Regions from separate parts of the Homo sapiens genome. Here region 2 is linked to region 1. A link is an interaction called in ENCODE POLR2A ChIA-PET data of the cell type or tissue named here. Cell type or tissue: PC-9. All regions are shown on one strand. Each heading gives the region's core, and the rest is flanking DNA. Links, peaks and the distances in the headings are about the cores only. Region 1 overlaps SH3BP5 (SH3 domain binding protein 5). Region 2 has its middle 41 kb from the start of METTL6.

Region 1 (9,707 bases), core at 708-8,707:
ACTCTCAAAGAGAAGGGCTGGGCAAAGTTACCTGGGCTGCCTGCCAAAGGATGAGGTTCAATAGAGGTTTAATTCATCCAGCCAAAACACACACACACACACACACACACACACACACACACCCCACTACGTTAAAGTCCCTACAACAAATGCTGACAAAGAAAAATAACAGCTCAAAATTAAAAGGCTACAGTCCACAGGGACCACATCTCTGTCAACCTGGGGATTTGAAGATTCTCATTAACCACAGGGATAGCAATGAATCCATCAACCCCCATAGCCTGTCTTCTTTTGAGATGACACCTCAGAGTCACAGGGTAGGCACCTTGAATACAGCTGGGGATACAGTCACATGATTTGTAGGAAAGTCGGCGTGTACTGCAATAGCAAGCACTTATGATCCTGCCATGGGTTTCAGCTGAGGGGCCAGAAGAGTTTGTATATTATCTTGTTGATATTTGTAGCTTAAAAGGAAGAAACGCCTAGGATTTTTTAAGGCAATACAGTCCATGTCAATATTAGACAGCTATTTCTATGTTCTAGCCAATGGCCAGAACATGTTTTGGCCACTAATAGCATTTTGCTAATGTGGTTACCATGAATGAAGTTGTGCAAGAACCTATACGTGCCCACATTTATTGATTTAGAAATGATGCTAACAGTCAAATACACAGAGTAACTAAGTTCAAATATCTAAATATTCTTAATATTTGGAATGTTTTCCATTATATCTTGATTTATTGTATTTTCTAAATAAGCATATATATGACGGTTTCTTGGCTGTAGAAGATCCTAAAGTGCCTTTATAGCACTTTTCATCCTTCCATGAATTACAACTAGAGTAGCTTAACAATACACTAATTCATCAAGCAAACCCACAACATCAGGTTTTATCTACAATTAAGGCAGGAACAACCAATCCAAGGTTTTTCCCATCAGCCTTCATAGTTCCTAAAATTCCTTCCAGAGAAATTCATTTATTTGGCTTATAAAGACTTTTTTTTTTTTTTACAACAGACTTCATTCCCCACCCCCATCCCATGAAAATTATAACAGATGGTCATTGTAAATATTTCAGAAAACACCAAGAAATGAAAACTAAAAATCACCAGCATCCTCAGCAGCTAGCAACAACTGGTAACATCTGAGGGTACATTTTTCTAGAGCCAGGCTTCTCAAACAATGTGGTGATGGATCTTCTCCCATCCAATCCACCGTAAATCAATATTTCTGTAGAATAAAAACAAACTAGGAAAGTAAAATGCCACCTGGATGTCACAACATCAAATTGCCAAAAAAAAAAAAAAAATCTAAAGTCTTACTCTCAATTTCTGTATTTACTTCACCATAACTGGTAACAAGCAGTTCACATTCTTTGGCCCACACAAGAATAACTATGTTAGGGCCAGGCACGGTGGCTCATGCCTATAATCCCAGTACTTTGGGAGGCCAAGGCAGGTGGATCATTTGAGGTCGGGAGTTCGAGATCAGCTTGACCTACATAGTGAAACCCCGTCTCTACTAAAATACAAAAATTAGCCAGGCATGGTGGTGGGCTCCTGTAATCCAGCTACTTGGGAGGCTGAGGCAGGAGAATCGCTTGAACCTGGGAGGTGGAGGTTGCAATGAGCCAAGATCATGCCACTGCAGTCCAGCCTGGGCAACACAGTGAGACTCCATCTCAAAAAAAAAAATAATAACTATGTTAGGCCTGTCTTCTCATATGCATATATTCTTTTACTATATATATGGTTCTAGATATGCTCTATATAGTTTTATATATATTTTATGTATAGTTTTTTTTCCCCCACTAAGTAGACCATGGCCATTTGTCCATATCCACACATCATCTTTTTTTAAAGTGAAAGGCCACTCTTAAAATGCTAACGCCCCCAAGCAAGGCAGAATCTTACATGTTCATGAGCCAACATGTGCCTAAGTGGACAGGTTCTGGGGAGGGAAAGGAGAACACAAGGTTGTGTTTTACCAGTGTCACAACTGTCCTCACGGTCAGTCTGTCCAAGAACAGCCTGGGAGGCCGGGTGTGGCGGCTCATGCCTGTAATCCCAACACTTTGGGAAGCCGAGGCAGGAGGACTGCTTGAGCCCAGGAGTTTGAGACCAGCCTGGGCAACAAGGAGAGACCCCATCTCTACAAAAACAAAAATTAGCCAGGCGTGGTGGCGCACTCCTGTAGTCCCAGCTACTTGGGAGACTGAGGTGGGAGGATCACTTGAGCCCAGGAGTTCGAGGCTCCAGGGAGCTATGATTGTGCCACTGCACCCTACCCTGGGCAACAGAGACCAACACTGTCTCAGGAAAAAACAAAAACAAAGCGGGAGGCCGGGCGCAGTAGCTCACGCCTGTAATACTAGCACTTTGGGAGGCTGCAGTAGGCGAATCATTTGAGGTCAGGAGTTGACCAGCCTGACCAACATGGCAAAACCCGGTCTCTACCAAAAACACAAAAATTAGCCGGGTGTGGTGGCACATGCCTGTAATCCCAGCTACTCGGGAGGCTAAGGCACGAAAATCGCTTGAACCTGGGAGGCAGTGGTTGCAGTGGCAGAGATCACATCATTGCACTCCGGTTTTTGAGACCCTGTCTCAAATAAATAAATAAATAAATAAATAAATAAATAAATAAAGCAGGGCTCACTCAGGGAAACTAATTTTCACATTACAGCAGGCAGGCCACAGCGCAACGCCCTGCTGATCCAGTGACTACAAAGTCCATCCCGCTGTAATCCTGGCCTGTATGAGCCCTCCCTCTGACCCCCTTCCCAGTGCCAATCTGACAAAGAAAGGTCATGGCAGGACCTGGGGGAAGAGAACAACAGAGCCACTGCCAGGCCCCATGGCCAGTTTGGCCCCAGTGGACATCTCATTGGAACCTTCTCTGTTTGCAGCGCCCAGCGGGTCTCAGCCCTCCCTGCCAGCCAAGCACACAGGGGGCCCTCTTGTCCACTCAGGCTGGGCAGCTCTCAAAGCACTCTCTCACACAGCATCCCTTACCATCCTCCAGGCTACCCAGGGATGTAGGCAAGAATTGCAGCCCCCAGATTCAAAGACAAAGAGACTGAGGCTTCCATGTGCCAAGTATCCCTAGAAGTCAGCAGACCTCTGATTTCAGCCTGTATCACCTGATGTCAAGACAGCTGTCTTCCCTCCACCTGCCCTTCCCCACGGCTTTGGGTTTTGGTTATTTCACAGCAAAAACTGAGACACAATCCCATTTTAAAGAAGAAGAAATTGAGGCACAGAAATTACATAATCTGCCAGAGGTCCCACAGCTATGAAGAGGGAGCTGGGATTCAATGCCAGGCGGTCTGGCTCCAGAGGCCAAGCTTTGCCGGCTGTCCTATAGCTAAGTCACTCTACAAGTTTCAAATGTTTCTCCACTCACCTACTTCCCCAAAGGGAAATAAGCAGTATGGGGGGACCACTGAAGCCCAAGGCCTTCAGTACCACCATTCTGATGGCCAAACTTCAAGTCAGAGCTATGGGGGCAGTGCAGCAGCCCTGGCTCAGGCTACCCTGAAGAGACGCAAAGACCACACATGTGTTTTTTCTTTATAATCAACCAATCACCAAAGGTCCTGTTAACACTCCACCTCTCCCCACCCCAACCTTCCTCAACCTGCAGACAATGTCTGTACCGTCAGCTCTCTTCCTCCTCCACTTTAAGGCTGATGTTATCTCTTCAGACTATCTGGGGTCTGCAGGCCTCAACTCTGATGCCCCCTATTTCAACAAAGCTTTGGCCTCTCAAAGGGCCCTGAGTGACTCTCCTAGAATCCCCCTCACCCCACTACAATTGCTTGCTTGAATCCAGGAGACGGCAAGCTCCATGAGGCAGGGACGTGCCTGATTATTTGTTGACCACCCTGGTCCCCAGTGCCCCACACAGGATTTGCTGCAGGAAGGCCTCCAGGCCAATGTTTACTTCAACCAGATCTCACCTGTGTACAAGAAGGTCAGGGGTGTAGGGGCTCTGCCAGCTTAGACCGGGCAGCCTGCCACCAGGCCTGGAATCTGGTGCAGCTTCAAGAAACAGTTACTCCTCCCTCCCCCGGTCTATCTATGCTTCAAACATTCCCTAGCAGTTTCTTCGAAGCACAACTGAGTCTTACAGGACCTAGTCCCTAGTGCATTCCACCCACACGTTTTAATGGAGAAAGTGCTGGGACGTATCACTGTCCTTTGATAGAGGAATTTTTCTCCTGATTTGTGCTAATAATTCATGAGGGAGGGGCCGGGCAGCTTCCAGTTTACTCTCACCTCCAAGTTTCTAAGCTCAAAACAGAGTTTTTGTTTGTACCATTGCTCCTTGGGTCCAAAAAAAAAAAAAAAAAGTTTTAAGAGAAAACATTTGCTGGTTTTCAGAGGGAGGAAAGGCAGAGATAATGAGTGCTGGCTTAAGCATGTTTGAGGAACACAGATACTCAGAAACAAAGATTTTTCAAACCACCCTGCAAGTATAAGCAGAAACTATTCCCACCTGACCTGAGCAATGAGGAAAAGGACGGACCCCTTCACAGCCCTGGAACAGCCCACTTTCAGAGCAAGCACGGGAAATGATGAAAACATTACAAATTGTGCTTAAAACCACATAAACATGGGCATAAAATATTACAAATCTTTATTCTGATTAGACTTAGAAATTCTCAGTGTGGCTTCTGTTTTAACAAACATTTGAAAAGAGACAGACCTATAAAATAGGCATTTAAAAATTACATCAGCATATTGAGTTTTACTATCTCACCTAGCAGGGCTGTCGCACACCTGAATGACCCATTTATCTCTGACTCACTGCCTCCTCTTCCATCCATTACTCGCCCATGCCTGGCACAAGGCCCCCTTGCTGGCCCTCAGCTAAGCCAGGCTTAGCCCTGATGCGCCCTCCAGCTGGAATGTTCTTCCCCCACATGGCCTGAGGCTTGCTCACTCTCTCCAGACAATACTGCATTCCTCTCCCTCCCCTTGCCTCCAAACACCCACCAGCTGAGTCCCCTTCCAGCTCTTTGCCTCCTTTGTATACATCAGATAACCTACCATGTGTATTTTAACTTTTTATTGCGTTTTCCACCCCCTCTGCAATGTAAGCCTCAGAAAAGCAGGGACTTCTGTCCATTCTCTTCACTGCTCTGTCCCCATCACCGAAAATTGCCCCCATCACGTAGTAGGTGCTCAATAAATACTTAGTGAATTAAAAAGCTGGTCAGGCGCAGTGGCTCACACCTGTAATCCCAGCATTTTGTGAGGCCAAGGGAGGCAGATCGCTCTCAGCTCCAGAGTTTGAAACCGGCCTGGCCAACATTGCAAAACCCATCTTTCCTAAAAATACAAAAATTAGCCAGCGTGGTGGTGTGAGCCTTTGGTCCTGGCTACTTGGGAGGCTGAAGCTGGAGAATCGCTTGAACCCGGGAGGCTGAGGCTGCAGTGAGCCGAGATTGTGACACTGCACTCCAGCCTGAGTGACAGAGCAAGACCCTGTCTCAATAAATAAATAAAGCTGACTGATCAATGGATCTGTGGGAAAATGCTTATTTTCCTAACTTAAAACATCAGGCTTATATCCAAGGGCTCTCTGGTTAAAAGGTTCCTCCTTTTACAGCTTGAAAAGGTTGGCTTTTGCTGATATAAATCAGCATGCAAAGGGGACCCAGCACTGTTCAAATAAGGTCAGAGGCAAACCCAGGTTGCAGGAAGAGACAGACATCCAAGTGACACGGCAGATGGCTGGCATCCAGAGGCCCTTTTGCAATCTGGAATTTAAATGGCCAAGACAAGAAATGGGATGTTAAATGTGGGCCTCAGGAGCAACACCTCAGTCTCCAGCTACCCACAGACAACTGCACCACAGCGTGAGAGCACGTTAGCAGCTACCAGAAGCCTGGTCACCAATTCAGGTTCATCAGACAAAAATCACGAGAGGTGCCGAACGCCCCAGATCGCAATCAAAAGGCAATGGGAAAGGAAATGTGGACAGCAGAATACCTTCCCCTGGGGGCCCTGAAAGTAGACTATCTCATTATTTGCCAATTCCATACTTGTGAATTCGTCTACTCGCTAAAATTTATATGTAACCCCAAAATCAATACACGCAGCCCTTTCAGGTTCATTCACCGACATACACAGGAGCGACGTTCTGCCTCCTGCTTTCAGTGCCCATCCTGTAAACAAGTGTCCTTTTCATGGTCTACTTAGTGCCATGTCTTTCACACTTTTGTGCTTTCTTTGGTGATTTTGCTGTTAAAATGGCCCATAAGGGAAGTGCAGAAGTGCTGTCTAGTGAGCTTTCCTGAGCACGAGCAGGCTGTGATGTGGCTTACAGAGCAAATACATGTTAGGTGAGTGGCCCTGAGTTCAATGCTAATGAATCAATAGTATATAGTAAATAAAGTGTCTTTTAATGGAAACTGAAAAGATTAATATTGATCAGTTGATGAAAATGTGACCACAGGCTTGCTCCAAGCCCTGCATTTTCCCTACAACAATGGTTCCGTATTCACTAATTCAGTGTTCACAACTTTATGGAATACAAGTACCACAAAAACAAGACTGGGCACGGTGGCTCACACCTGTAATCCCAGCACTTTGGGAGGCTGAGACAGCAGTGGCGGTGGGGAGGGGGGTAGCGACGACACGAGATCCGGAGTTCAAGACCAGCCAGTTCGAGACCAGCCTGGCCAACATGGTGAAACCCCATCTCTACTAAAAATACAAAAATTAGCCAGGCATGGTGGCGCACGCCTGTAATCCCAGCTACTCGGGAGGCTGAGGCAGGAGACTGGCTTGAACCCGGGAGGCAGAGGTTGCAGTGAGCCGAGATCACGCCATTGCACTCCAGCCTGGGCGACAGCGTGAGACTCCGTCTCAGGAAAAAAAAAACAAAACAAAACACTTGACTGTATATTAAAATGGCTCATTTTCCTGCCCCCATCCTTGGGCATACTCCCCTTGACCACCCCAGTGGCTCACTCCACCTGTTCTTCTGCAAACAGAGGCTCCCCTGCAGGCATCTGCTCAGGTGTCCTCCAGCAGCGCCCCTCCAGTGTCTCTGTCACACTTCTTACTGTAGCTATTACCACCAGTAATTATTACCCCCGCTCTGCTACTCACCCCAACCAAAAACGTAAACTCCTGGAGGGCAAGGTCTTTGTCTTGTTCACCCACATAAATGCAGTGGCCAACAGTGTCTGACAAGCAGTTGGTGCCCAGCATGAAGGGTGAAATCCCACCTGGCTCCTTTGTGACAGAAAACACCTATTAAACCTATGCCTCCCAGTGCCAAATGTAGCTAACACTTGAAACGTGTCTAGTCTCAACTGAAATGTGCCCTAAGTGTAAAATATGCCAAAGATCTTAAAGACTTAGTACAAAAATATATGTAAAATATCAGTAATTTTTTAATAGCAAGTCCACGTTGAAATTGTACTGTCTTGGATATTCCGGGTTAAACAAAATATTTAAATTCATTTCAGCTGTTTCTTTTTCGTTTTTAATGCGTCTACTAGGGAGTTTTTAATTGCTTATGTAGCCTGTATTATATTTCTATGAGTCAGTCTTGGTTATAATACCGTGAAAAGGCCAGCCAGCAACCCAGCCCAGCCCTGGCCACCCCCCTCACACCCTCCAGTTCGCCTCTCACACGGTTCCAAATGCTCTCCAGAGCCAGGCAGGAAACACCTGTCTGGTGGCTTCCTGTGACACACAAATACCTAAGTGTATTCAGAAATGGGATTCAGAAGTAAGGGCTAAAAAGAGTTTAACAGATTAACCAATTTCACCCCAAGAAAGTAAGCACACTTGGGGCTGAGATGTGGGCCATCTTGTTCATTACCCAGAACAGTGGCCGGCACATAGTAGGCGAGCAACTAGAATCAATCAATGCTTTTAAAAAAAAAAAAAAAAGACTATTTCCAGGATGGGTATGGCAACTCATGCCTGTGATCCCAGCACTTTGGGAGGCCAAGGTGGGAGGATCACTTTGAGGCCTGGAGTTCAAGACCAGCCTGGTCAACAGAGCTAGATCCCATCTTTACAAAAAAGCTTAAAGATATGAAAAATTAGCCAGGTATGGTGGCATGCACCTGTAGTCTCAGCTACTGGGGAGGATGATGCAGGAGGGTTGCCTGAACCCAGGAGTTTGAGGTTGCAGTGAGCTGTGATTGCACCACTGCACTGGGATAATAGAATGCAGGAACTGGAGGAGATCTGGAAAATGCCTGGGAGTATAAGATGGGAGCCCTGCCTCTGAGGCGTCATAGTACCAGAAGATGCTGAGCCTCTGAGTCCTGATCTGGAAAGTAAATAGTCCCTACCCTCCTAGCTCTCCAGGCCAGAACATTCTATGATGACAGCAGTTTAATACAGTGGCAACTGGACTGTTTAATATAGTGGCAACTGGGCTCTTGAAACGTGGCTATTGTGACTGAGAAATGGAATTTTTAGTCTTACTTAATTTTAATTAAACTCATTAGCCAGGCATGGTGGTGCACACCTGTAATCCCAGCTACTCAGGAAGCTGAGGAATGAGAATCACTTGAGCCCAGGAGGTGGAAGTTGCAGTGAGCAGACATCACACCACTGCACCCCAGCCTGGGCGACAGAGTAAGACTCTGTCTCAAAAAAAAAAAAATTTTAATTAAATTCAAATAGCCATACGTTGCACATGGCTACCATATGGGACAGCATAGCTCTAGGCTGGTGTGACAGGATGGAATGAGCTAAAACGTGTAAAAAACACTCTGGAAATGCTAAAGCCCTATAGGAATGGTAAGAGTTTTGTTGTTTAATGCATTAGAAATCTGAGATCCTGAGAGGTTTCAGTTACCCCACATCACAGACAGACTCAATTCATAAGTGAAAGAAATGTAAACAAACACAGATTTTACTTTACTTGGGGAGAAGGACAGCCCATGCTCTTGTATACCTACGATGGAAATGGAGGTGGTTAGCGATAACCCTTCACGCAACTCAGAGCAACAGGCTTTTTCATCCACATTGCTGCATCCAGATTTGGTAACTCCAGGGCCTACGCACGCAGCAGAAATCAAGGCTGCCAGTGAATCCTGGTAGATTATATTCCTATCTCCCACACTCTCACTCTTAGGGACCATGTGCTTCTTGTCCCTTCCACTGACGTTTGCTATTTCTCCTGCTACAGAAACAGACTTTGCCAACAGCTCCCTGCATTGGGAAACTGCGCTGAGAGTCCCTTTGGGGTTCTGACAGTCAATTCACAGTCTCCTGAATACATATAGTGGTTGTTCAAATTTGCTGATGGGTGGTAAAAGCAACCACTACTGGAAAGGGGTGGGAACTAATCGGAGGCTGTGATGAATGCTAACTTGTTTACACTCCCATTGGAAAATGCACATGAAACCCAAATCAAGTTTTAGTCTCCCAAGATTTTTCCCAGCAGGAAAGGCCTTCCCAGTCTAAACAGCTTTTTGTTACCATTATAATTATATTCTATGCACTAGCAGACAATAAAGAAATGAGCAGGGAAGCAGAAGGAGGCGGGGGGTGAGTTATTAGGACAGGAAAGTCAAGAAATGGTCGAAGTCAGAGGAAACAACACAACACTCTCCAGGACAAATGGCAGGAACTGCCCTGAATATGTAAGAGATTTTGTGAGCTCATTCATTATTCTCCATTAAAGAGTTCGGCTAATTTTCCCCTGTCCTTTCAGTCACATTA
Region 2 (9,707 bases), core at 1,046-9,045, 62 kb after region 1:
GCACAATCATGGCTCACTGCAACCTTGAATTCCTGGCCTCAAATTATACTCCCTCTCACCCTCCCGAAGTGCTGGGATTATAGGCATGAGCATCTGTGCCCGGCCACTTTTCATTAGTCCTAAGCACACACCACCAAGTTCAGTTTTCCTGAGATGCCTCCATTCTCCAGATCATTCAGCCCCTTTACAGTGGACAATTATGCTTATCTATTTCTGCTTAAATCATCTATCTATGTGCTACCTTTTCCTTCCCAACCCAATTGTTTAAAGATGACAGACTAGACCAGGCACCATGGCTCATGCCTGTAATCCCAGCACTTTGGGAGGCAGAGGCAGGAGGATCTCGAACCCAGGAGTTTGAGACCAGCCTGGGCAATATAAGGAGACTCTGTCTTTACAAAAATAAAATTAGCCACACATGCTGGCACACACCTTCAGTCCCAGCTACTTGGAGGCTGAGGTAGGAGGATTGCTTGGGCCTGGGAGGCAGAGGTTGCAATGAGTCATGATCAGGCCACTGCACTCCAGCCTGGCAACAGAGGGAGACTTGCTTCAAAAAAAAAAAAAAAAAAAAGACAGACTAAGCATGTGTACCTAGTTAGGATCCTTCTGGAAACCCCACGAAAATGACAGCAAAAGGATATTTTTATCACATAAACCCCATACAACTGATTAAATTTGGGAGAACATTAGAAACAAGGACATTCTATCATTTGCAACAACATGGGTGAACCTGGAAGATATTATGCTAAGTGAAATAAGCCAGATTCAGAAAGACAAATACCACATGATTTCACTTATACGTGGAATTTTAAAAAGTTGAACTCACAGCAGCAGAAAGTAGAATGGTGGTTACCAGAGGCTGGGGGAGGAGAGGAGTAGGGGAGATGTTGACCAAAGGGCACACATTTCAGTTAGCCAGGGGGAATACGTTTTTGAGATCTACTGTACATGGTGACCATAGTCAATAATAATGTATACTTTGAAGGAGCATCTGGAATTTTACCCCCAGATATGGCTCCCTGGTATAATGAGTATTTTGAATTAAATGTCCTTAGCAATCAACAGATGCTAGAAGAAACCTTTTCCCTATCTACATAAAGACCTAAGGGATCCACCAAGGAAAACAATTACTAAGTTTTTATTCCATTTCTCCTATTAATCTGCATTTGGTGAGTGATTTTTTAGTTATTCTTCAGAGGGCAAAGGGGAAGTTTGTTCCTGGCCCCTACAGTTTCAAAATTGTAAAAATAATAACAATAATGAATTTTTTAAATTACACATTTATTTTTACTTTTTTTTTTTTTTATTAGAGACAGGGTATTGCTATGTTGCCCAGGCTGGTGTCTGGAACCCCTGAATTCCTGGGCTCAAGCAATCTTCCTGCCTTGGCCTCTCAAAGTGTTGGAATTACAGGTGTGAGCCACCATGCTTGGCCAAGAATAGATTTTACATGTTCTCAATACAAAGAAAAAGAAGTATGTGAGGAGTGTGATATGCTAATTAGCTTCATATAATCATTCCACAATGTATACATCTATTACTATCAAAACATCATATTTATCCCATATATATATTATTTGTCAATTAAAAATGTAAATTTTCATTTAAAATTTTGAAGGGCTAGAAAACAGGATAAATAGCAACTGACTTAGCAGGCTTGTGAAGCTGAGTCTTAAGCCAGCAGGGATGAAAGTCAAGAAGCAACTCAACTTGCATTGAGACTCCCATAGAGTTTTGTGACCAGGCTTTGGTAGTACCAGCTACGTCTAGTATAAGTGGGGGTGTGTATAAGACTGAATACAGGAGAATTGGTTGGAAGTCAGTAAGAAGAAGTTAGAACCCTAAATCTCTCCTGCAAGTCCACACAGCCAGACTGTACATCCCCCACCCCAGAATAAGACTGTAAGTTGAAAACAAAAGGTCTCTGGATAAAGGGTTACCAGGCAAAATTAGGGTTGAGGTACTATACTGAAAACAATATCATACTGGAAGATTATTTTCTGTGGTTCATATAATACAAAAGCACAGCCAGATATCCTACAAAGAATCCCAGGTTCCAGACTTTTGTTTGAGACCTGAAAAAGAAACAAAAAAGAGATAAAAGAAAACAAAATAAGTAAAAACCAATAAATAAAATGAAGCCCATGTTGACAACTCCACCTCATGTGCTCAGAGCTTCCAAGCAGCTTTTAAGCTCCGCATTAAAAAAAAATATGAATGGAAAACCAAGGGTCACCACACATCTGAGAAAAGCTCCTAATAAAGATAGAGACCAAAACAGGAAATAAAGAAAAAAATAGAGAAAACGAGACTATGCAGAGAGAAATTAAATATTAATGGACAAGAAGTTGGGTGCAGTTGCTCACACCTGTAATTTCAGCACTTTGGGGGGCCGAGGCAGGAGGATCGCTTTAGGCCAGGAGTTCAGGACCAGCCTGGGCAACATAGCGAGACCATCTCTCTGTAAGAAAAAAAAATTAGTTGGGTGTGATGGCACACACCTGTAGCCTCAGCTACTCGGGAGACTGAGGTAGGAGGATCACTTGAGCCCAGGAGTTCCAGGCTGAGGTGAGCTGTGATCACGCCACTGCACTCCAGCCCAGGCAAAGACACTTCAACTCTAGAAGAATGAATATGATTTTGTTGGATAGGGTTGAGTTTTTGAAGGCCACAGATCACTGTTATATAAAACATTCTCTTGTCAATCCCCAAAGAACCAATTTTTGCCCCCTTGGGGGACAATTACTGCCCCTCTTAGAGACCCCTTCTCTACTGAAATGCATGCTTTAGAGAAATAACACATTGCATCTGTGAAATAATGGGTTACTATTTTTAAAATGAACACTGAAGTGAGAAAGAGAAGTAGCTCAGAGAAGTCTGAAAAATGTGTGGTATGCAAAATTTATCAGGTCCAGAGAGACACAATCTTCAGAGAATGAATCTTCAGTCACACCCACCCCTCCCCAGAGAATCATGCCTAGGAACAATTGTTTAAAGGCATTTTGTTCTTTCTTTCCTTCCATGTAGTTTCCAGACTGGCTGATAAATTACCCAAAATGCTATCACAAGTTGCACAATATGACCCTCACCCATTATCTTCATGTTCCTGGAATTTGTGATACAAAGAACAACATATGCCAATTAGTAGCTTATGTTCAATTTAGGAACTGCCCCTTCTTTTTTCCTTTAAAAACCCACTTGTTGGCCAGGCGCAGTGGCTCACACCTGTAATCTCAGCGCTTTGGGAGGCCGAGGTGGGCGGATCATCTGAGGTCAGGAGTTTGAGACCAGCCTGGCCAACATGGGGAAAACCTGTCTCTACTAAAAATACAAAACATAGCTGCGCGTGGTGGTGCACGCCTGTAATTCCAGCTACTAGGGAGGCTGAGGCAGGAGAATTGCTTGAACTCGGGAGGCAGAGGTTGCAGTGAGCCAAGATTGTGCCACTGCACTCCAGCCTGGGTGACAGAGCAAGATTCCATCTAAAACAAACAAACGAACGAACAAAAAAACCCCACTTGTTGACTGCTTGAAGCCAAGAGTTCAAGACCAGCCTGGTCAACATAACAAGACCCTGTCTCCAAAAAAACAAAAACAAAAACCAAAAAATCCACTTGTAAGTGCTGCTAATCACAGCATATATTCAGGGCAACTTAACTTGAATCTGTGTCTCCTGGGCTGTAGCCCTCAAATTTGGCCCAAATAAACTCTCTGCTTACATTAATTTTGCCTCAGTTTATTCCTGTAGGTGAACCAATAAAAAAGAGCTCTTAGAATTGTAGTGTTACCAGAAAGGGATCCCAATCCAGACCCCAGGAGAGGGTTCTTGGACCTTGCACGAGAAAAGAATTTGGGACAAGTCTGCAAAGTGAAAGCAAGTTTATTAGAGAAGAAAAGAAACAAAAGAATGGCTCCTCCATAGGCAGAGCAGAGGCATGGGCTGCTCTATGAGTAAACTTATGGTTATTTCTTGCTTATATGCTACATATGGGGTGGATTATTCATGAGTTTTCTGGCAAAGGGTGGGCAATTTCCAGAACTGAGGGTTCCTCCCCTTTTTAGAATATGTAGGGTAACTTCCAGGCACTGCCATGGCATTTGTAAATTGTCATGGTGCTGGTGGGAGTGTCTTTTAGCATGCTAATGCATTATAGCTAGCATATAATTGTTACCAGCAGCAAAGCCACATGGGGCTGCAGCAACTAGATGCCTGCTTCCTTGGAGGACAGAATTCAGCCAAGGGGCAGAAGCAGGTTTAAGGCAGAGGGAGAGATTGAGACAACTTTTAGAGCAGGAATGAGAGTTTATTAAAAAGTTTTAGAGCAGGAATGAAAGGAAGCAAAGTCCACTTGGAAGAGGGCCAAGTGGGTGACTTGAGAGATCCAAGTGCCCTTTTCAGCCCTTGACTTGAGGTTTTATACATGGGCATGGTTCCAGGGTTTCTGCTTCTCTTCCCTTAATTGTCCCCTTGGGGTGGGCTGTGTGTATGTGCAGTATGTTTACTGAAGTTGTACACATGCTAAGTTGAGGTGTGTTTCCATTACCAGTCAAGTGTTCCCAGAGGAAGGTCATACACCCATTAAACTCTGCTGTTTTGCCTCTTAGTGAACGTGCCTTAGTCCACTTGCCCAACTCCAAAGATCTTACCAGGAAGCTGCTGATTACCAGTTTTCGGTGTTTCCTTTTCTTTTTTTTTTTGAGACAGAGTTTCACTCTTGTCACTCAGGCTGGAGTACAATGGTGCAATCTCAGCTCACTGAAACCTCTGCCTCCCAGGTTCAAGCGATTCTCCAGCCTTGCCTCCTGAGTAGCTGGGATTACAGGCATGCACCACTACGCCCGGCTAATTTTGTATTTTTAGCAGAGATGGGGGGTGGTTCTCACCATGTTGCCCAGGCTGGTCTTGAACTCCTGACCTCAGGTGATCCACCTGCCTCAGCCTCCCAAAGTGCTGGGATTACAAGCATGAGCCATGGTGCCCAGTTAGTTTCAGGTGTTTTCTATCTATTGGGAGATTGTCTTTCTCTGGCACTGGCTACAACCAATTGTTATTTTAGAGAGACAGTTTAACAACTGCCTGACCATCATCTGATGATCACCTGACATTCCTGGAGACAGGGCCCTCCCCTGCCCTGCTCATGTCTGCCTAACTACCGATTCTAACATAATGAACAGTGAGGATGACCAGAGGTCACTTTCATTACCATCTTGGATTTGGCAGGTTTTGGCCAGCTTCTTTACTGTATCCTGTTTTATCAGTAAGGTCTTTGTGACCTGTATCTTGTGCCAACCTCCTATCTCATCCTGTGACTAAGAATGCCTAACTGCCTGGGAATGCAGCCCAGTAGGTCTCAGCTTTATTTTACCCAGCTCCTATTCACTTTGGTTCAAATGCCTCTGACAGTAGGGGCCAAGGGAAAAACTTCCCCTTTGTCCTCTGAAGGTTTACTGAAAAATCAACTCACAAAATGCAGATTAGTAGGAAAAAGGCATCAAAACTTATTAATGTGTACACAGGGGAGAATCAGAGTGATCACTCAATATCCCAGTGGGGCCCAAATACTTATATAGCCTTATTTGAGAGGGGAGTGAGGAGATGGGGAATATAGGTAATTCTGTTGAGGTACAATAAACGATTGCTAGGGAGAATGAATGGATCAGGGAACAGAGATTAGCTTGTAAATCGTTCTCTTTGAAAAAAAGATTTTTTTTTTTTTTGAGACAGGATCTTGCTCTGTCCCAAAGGCTGGAGTGCAATGGTGTGGTCACAGCTCACTGCAGCCTTGACCTACTGGGCTCATGTGATCCTCTTGTAACCACCCATGGGTTCACCTTGCCTGCTGCCTAGACAGAGCCAATTTATCAAGACAGGGGAACTGCAGTAGACAAAGAGTAATTCACACAGACCAGCTGTGCGGGAGACCAGAGTTTTATGATTACTCAAAAAAGTCTCCCTCAGTATTTGGAAATAAGAGTTTTGTTGTTGTTGTTGTTGTTGTTGTTGTTGTTGTTTTTGAGATGGAGTTTCGCTCTTGTCGCCCAGGCTGGAGTGCAATGGCGCAATCTCCACTCACTGCAACCTCCGCCTCCTGGGTTCAAGTGATTCTCCTGCCTCAGCCTACTGAGTAGCTGGGATTACAGGCACATGCCACCATGCCCAGCAAATTTTTGTATTTTTAGCAGAGACGGGATTTTGCCATGTTGTCCAGGCTGGTCTCAAACTCCTGGCCTCAAGTGATTCGCCCGCCTCGGCCTCCCAAAGTGCTGGGATTACAAGTGTGAGCCACTGCACCTGGCCAGGAAATGAGAGTTTTTAAGGACAACTTGGTGAGTAGGGGAAAGCCAGTGAACCAGGAGTGCTGATTGATCAGGTCAGAGATAAAATCATAAGAAGCTGAAGCTGTCTTCTTGCACTAAGTCAGTTCCTGGGTGGGAGCCACAAGATCAGATGAGCCAGTTTATCCATCTGGGTGGTGCCAGTTGATCCATCAAGTGCAGGGTCTGCAGAACATCTGAGCACTGATCTTAGGAGCAGTTTAAGGAGGCCCAAAATCTTGTAGCATCCAGCTGTATGACTCCTAAACCATAATTTCTAATCTTGTGGCTAGTTTCTTAGTCCTACAAAGGCTGTCTAGTCCCCAGGCAAGAAGGGCGTTTGTTTTGGGAAAGGGCTGTTGCCATCTTTGTTTTAAACTATAAACTAAGTTTTAAATTATAAACTACTTTTCTCCCAAAGTTAGTTCAGCCTACACTCAGGAATGAACAAATACAGCTCGGAGGTTAGAAGGAAGATAGAGTTGGTTCAGTCAGATCTCTTTCACTGTCTCAGTTATAATTTTGCAGTGGTGGTTTCACTCCTGCCTCAGCCTCCTAAGTAGCTGTGACTATAGGCATATGCCACCATGCCCAGCTAATTTTTTTTTTATAGAGATGGAGTCTCACGGTGTTGCCCAGGCTTGTCTCAAACTCTTGGGCTCAAACAATCCTTCCTGCTCAGCCTCCCAAAGTGCTGGGATTACACGCATGAGGCACCACACCTGGCCTTTTTTTTTTTTCTAAGTTTTTTGTTGTAGGTTGTGCTACATTTCCCAGGCTGGTCTCGAACTCCTGCCCTCAAGCAATCCTCCCACTTTGGCTCCCCAAAGTGCTCTTTGGAAATTGAGCCTGAGAGAAGAATATTATCTTGTGAATAAGTCTGTTTAGGTGTGGTTAATTCCTTGCTCTTCTTTTCTGCAATAGATGAGAAAGCATGAAGCAGAAGGAAAAACGATCGTTTTCCTTGGTGGGTCCTTCAGCCCTTTATGTAGATAGAGAAAAAGTCTCTTCTAGCATCTATTGATCTTTAAGGACCTTTAATTCAAAATACTCATTATACCAGGGAGCCATATATTGGGGTGAGGTTGCCTTGCCTGTACTCCTCCAGAATTTATTTTTTAATTTTAATTTTTTTTTTTGAGACGGAATTTCACTCTTATTGTCCAGGCTGGAGCGCAATGGCGCAATCTCGGCTCACCACAACCTCCACCTCCTGGGTTCAAGAGATTCTCCTGCCTCAGTCTCCTGAGTAGCTGGGATTACAGGCATGCGCCACCACGCCCGGCTAATTTTGTATTTTTAGTAGAGATGGGGTTTCTCCATGTTGGTCAGGCTGGTCTCAAACTCCCGACCTCAGTGGTCCACCCACCTCGGCCTCCCAAAGTGCTGGGATTACAGGCATACGCCACCGCGCCCGGCCAATTTTTTTTTTTTTTTTTTTTTAAAGAGAAAGAATCTTACTCTGTCACCCAGGCTAGAGAGCAGTGAAATTATAGCTCAGTGCATCCCTGAACTCTTGGGCTCAAGGGATCCTCCCAAGGGAGGCACAGTACTGCCTTACTGGGTGACACAGTAAGACTCCATCTCAAGGGAAAAAAAAAAGATTGTAAGTTAAATCTCCTAGAAAGCCAAACACTTGTCAGATAGTGAAAAAAGAAGAGAACAGATTGTAAATTTATAGCATCAGTTCAGTAGTTTCAACATTTTAATAAGGAGGCTAGGGGACACAATGGGTCACGCCTGTAATCCCAGCACTTCAGGAGGCCGAGGTGGGTGGATCACTTGAGGCCAGGAGTTTGAGACCAGCCTCGCCAACATGGTGAAACCCCATCTCTACTAAAAATACAAAAGTTAGCTGGGTGTGTTGGTACGCACCTGTAGTCCCAGCTACTTGAAAGGCTGAGGCAGGAGAATCGCTTGAACCTGGGAAGCAGAGGTTGCAGTGAGCCAAGATCATGCCACTGCACTCCAGCCTGGGTGACAGAGCAAGACTCTGTCTCAAAAAAGAATAATAATAATAATGAAACCACCTTTGCAAAAATTGTAACAGAAAATTATGAGACAGGATAATTCCCTTGACCTCCTTGCAGTACTTGCAACTGGGGTGTGGCTTGTTTACTCGGCCACCTCGTGCTCAAACCCCTTGTGAGAGTGAGTGAGTGCAGGAACTGGAAAAAACGAATGCTGGAATTGGCCAGTTGCTCCTCTCTGGCAGGAGCAGGCTCGGTGCAGGCCCCATAACAGCATCCAAACATGTTGAAACCAATGCTGTTTCAGCTCTTCAGTCCGAGGACAGCTAAGTGCCAACCAGCTCAGTGGAGGGTCAGGGTGGCAGCCCCTGCCCTCTCAACACCCAGGTTCTTGTCCAGCATCCAGGAAGAATCATGTCACACGAACAGATTGAAGGGTAGTGTATGCAGAGGATTTTACTGGGCGATGAAAGTGGCTCTCAGCGGCTCTCAGCATCCAGGAAGAATCAAGTCACATGAACAGATTGAAGGGTAGTGTATGCAGAGGATTTTACTGGGCGATCAAAGTGGCTCTCAGCGGGATGGGGAGTTGAAAAGGGGATGATGCGGGAAGAAGGTGATCTTTCCCTGAAGCCGAGCAGTCTGAGGGCAGGCCCCTCTCCAAAGCCGCATCATCTGAAGTTAGCCACATCTACCCATAGTCTCCAACATTCAGTTGCTTCTCTGCTTACTGCTCAGCCACTTGTATCCTTGACAATCAGCCGTTTGTATCCCCAATGCTCAGCTGCTGTGTTGCTCTGCCAGCTGAAATCTTTTTATGAGCACAGGATGGGGAAATGGCAGGCCAAAAAGGCAACACGTGGGTGGAAAAATGGGGCTCCTGTTTTCACTTAGAGCTGAGGTTCCAGGCTTAAGGGTGGGGTTTACCCAGGAGCCCAGCCCTTCTGTATCAATGGCAGCGGGGGAGATGTGATCTAGCCAATCTCCATCTTGCTTTTAGCCTTCTTTTTTTTTAATCCTCCATGCACATTTTTGTGCTCCACTCTACTAAAATGTTACATTGCAGAACAATTCCAGATCCTGTAACTTAGGTCCTGTATGTTGACAGTATTTATTTTTATTATACTTTAAGTTTTAGGGAACAAAACGTGCAGGTTTATTACATATATATACATGCGCCATGTTGGTGTGTCGCACCCAATAACTCGTCATTTAACATTAGGTATATCTCCTAATGCTATCCCTCCCCCCTCCCCCCACCCCACAATAGGCCCCGGTGTGTGATGTTCCCCTTCCTGTGTCCATGTGTTCTCACTGTTCAATTCCCACCTATGAGTGAGAACATGCGGTGTTTGGTTTTTTGTCCTTGTGATAGTTTGCTGAGAATGATGGTTTCCAGCTTCATCTATGTCCCTACAA

Evidence for each region. Peaks named below come from ENCODE experiments on the same cell type or tissue, not always from the same donor. Only the 100,000 strongest peaks of a DNase experiment are listed, where the experiment ranks them.
Region 2: POLR2A ChIA-PET joins it to region 1 with 15 read pairs; 8 of 35 experiments call an interaction of 5 or more read pairs at or near these places.

What each region holds. Positions count from the first base shown.
Region 1 is chr3:15,320,520-15,330,226 of GRCh38, forward strand. The region is part of intron 2 of SH3BP5 (SH3 domain binding protein 5); the gene reads right to left. Among named protein-coding and RNA genes, the nearest start is that of SH3BP5, 7.2 kb to the right of the region's middle. RefSeq lists an enhancer at 7,552-7,741. In PC-9, for the core only: no CTCF peak of the experiment used is centred there; DNase peaks (open chromatin) are centred at 4,882, 5,692 and 7,652; H3K4me3 peaks cover 709 bases; H3K27ac peaks cover 4,649 bases.
Region 2 is chr3:15,382,110-15,391,816 of GRCh38, forward strand. It overlaps a transcript of METTL6 not described here. Among named protein-coding and RNA genes, the nearest start is that of METTL6, 41 kb to the right of the region's middle. RefSeq lists enhancers at 2,311-2,410, 2,531-2,580. In PC-9, for the core only: no CTCF peak of the experiment used is centred there; a DNase peak (open chromatin) is centred at 5,282; H3K27ac peaks cover 681 bases.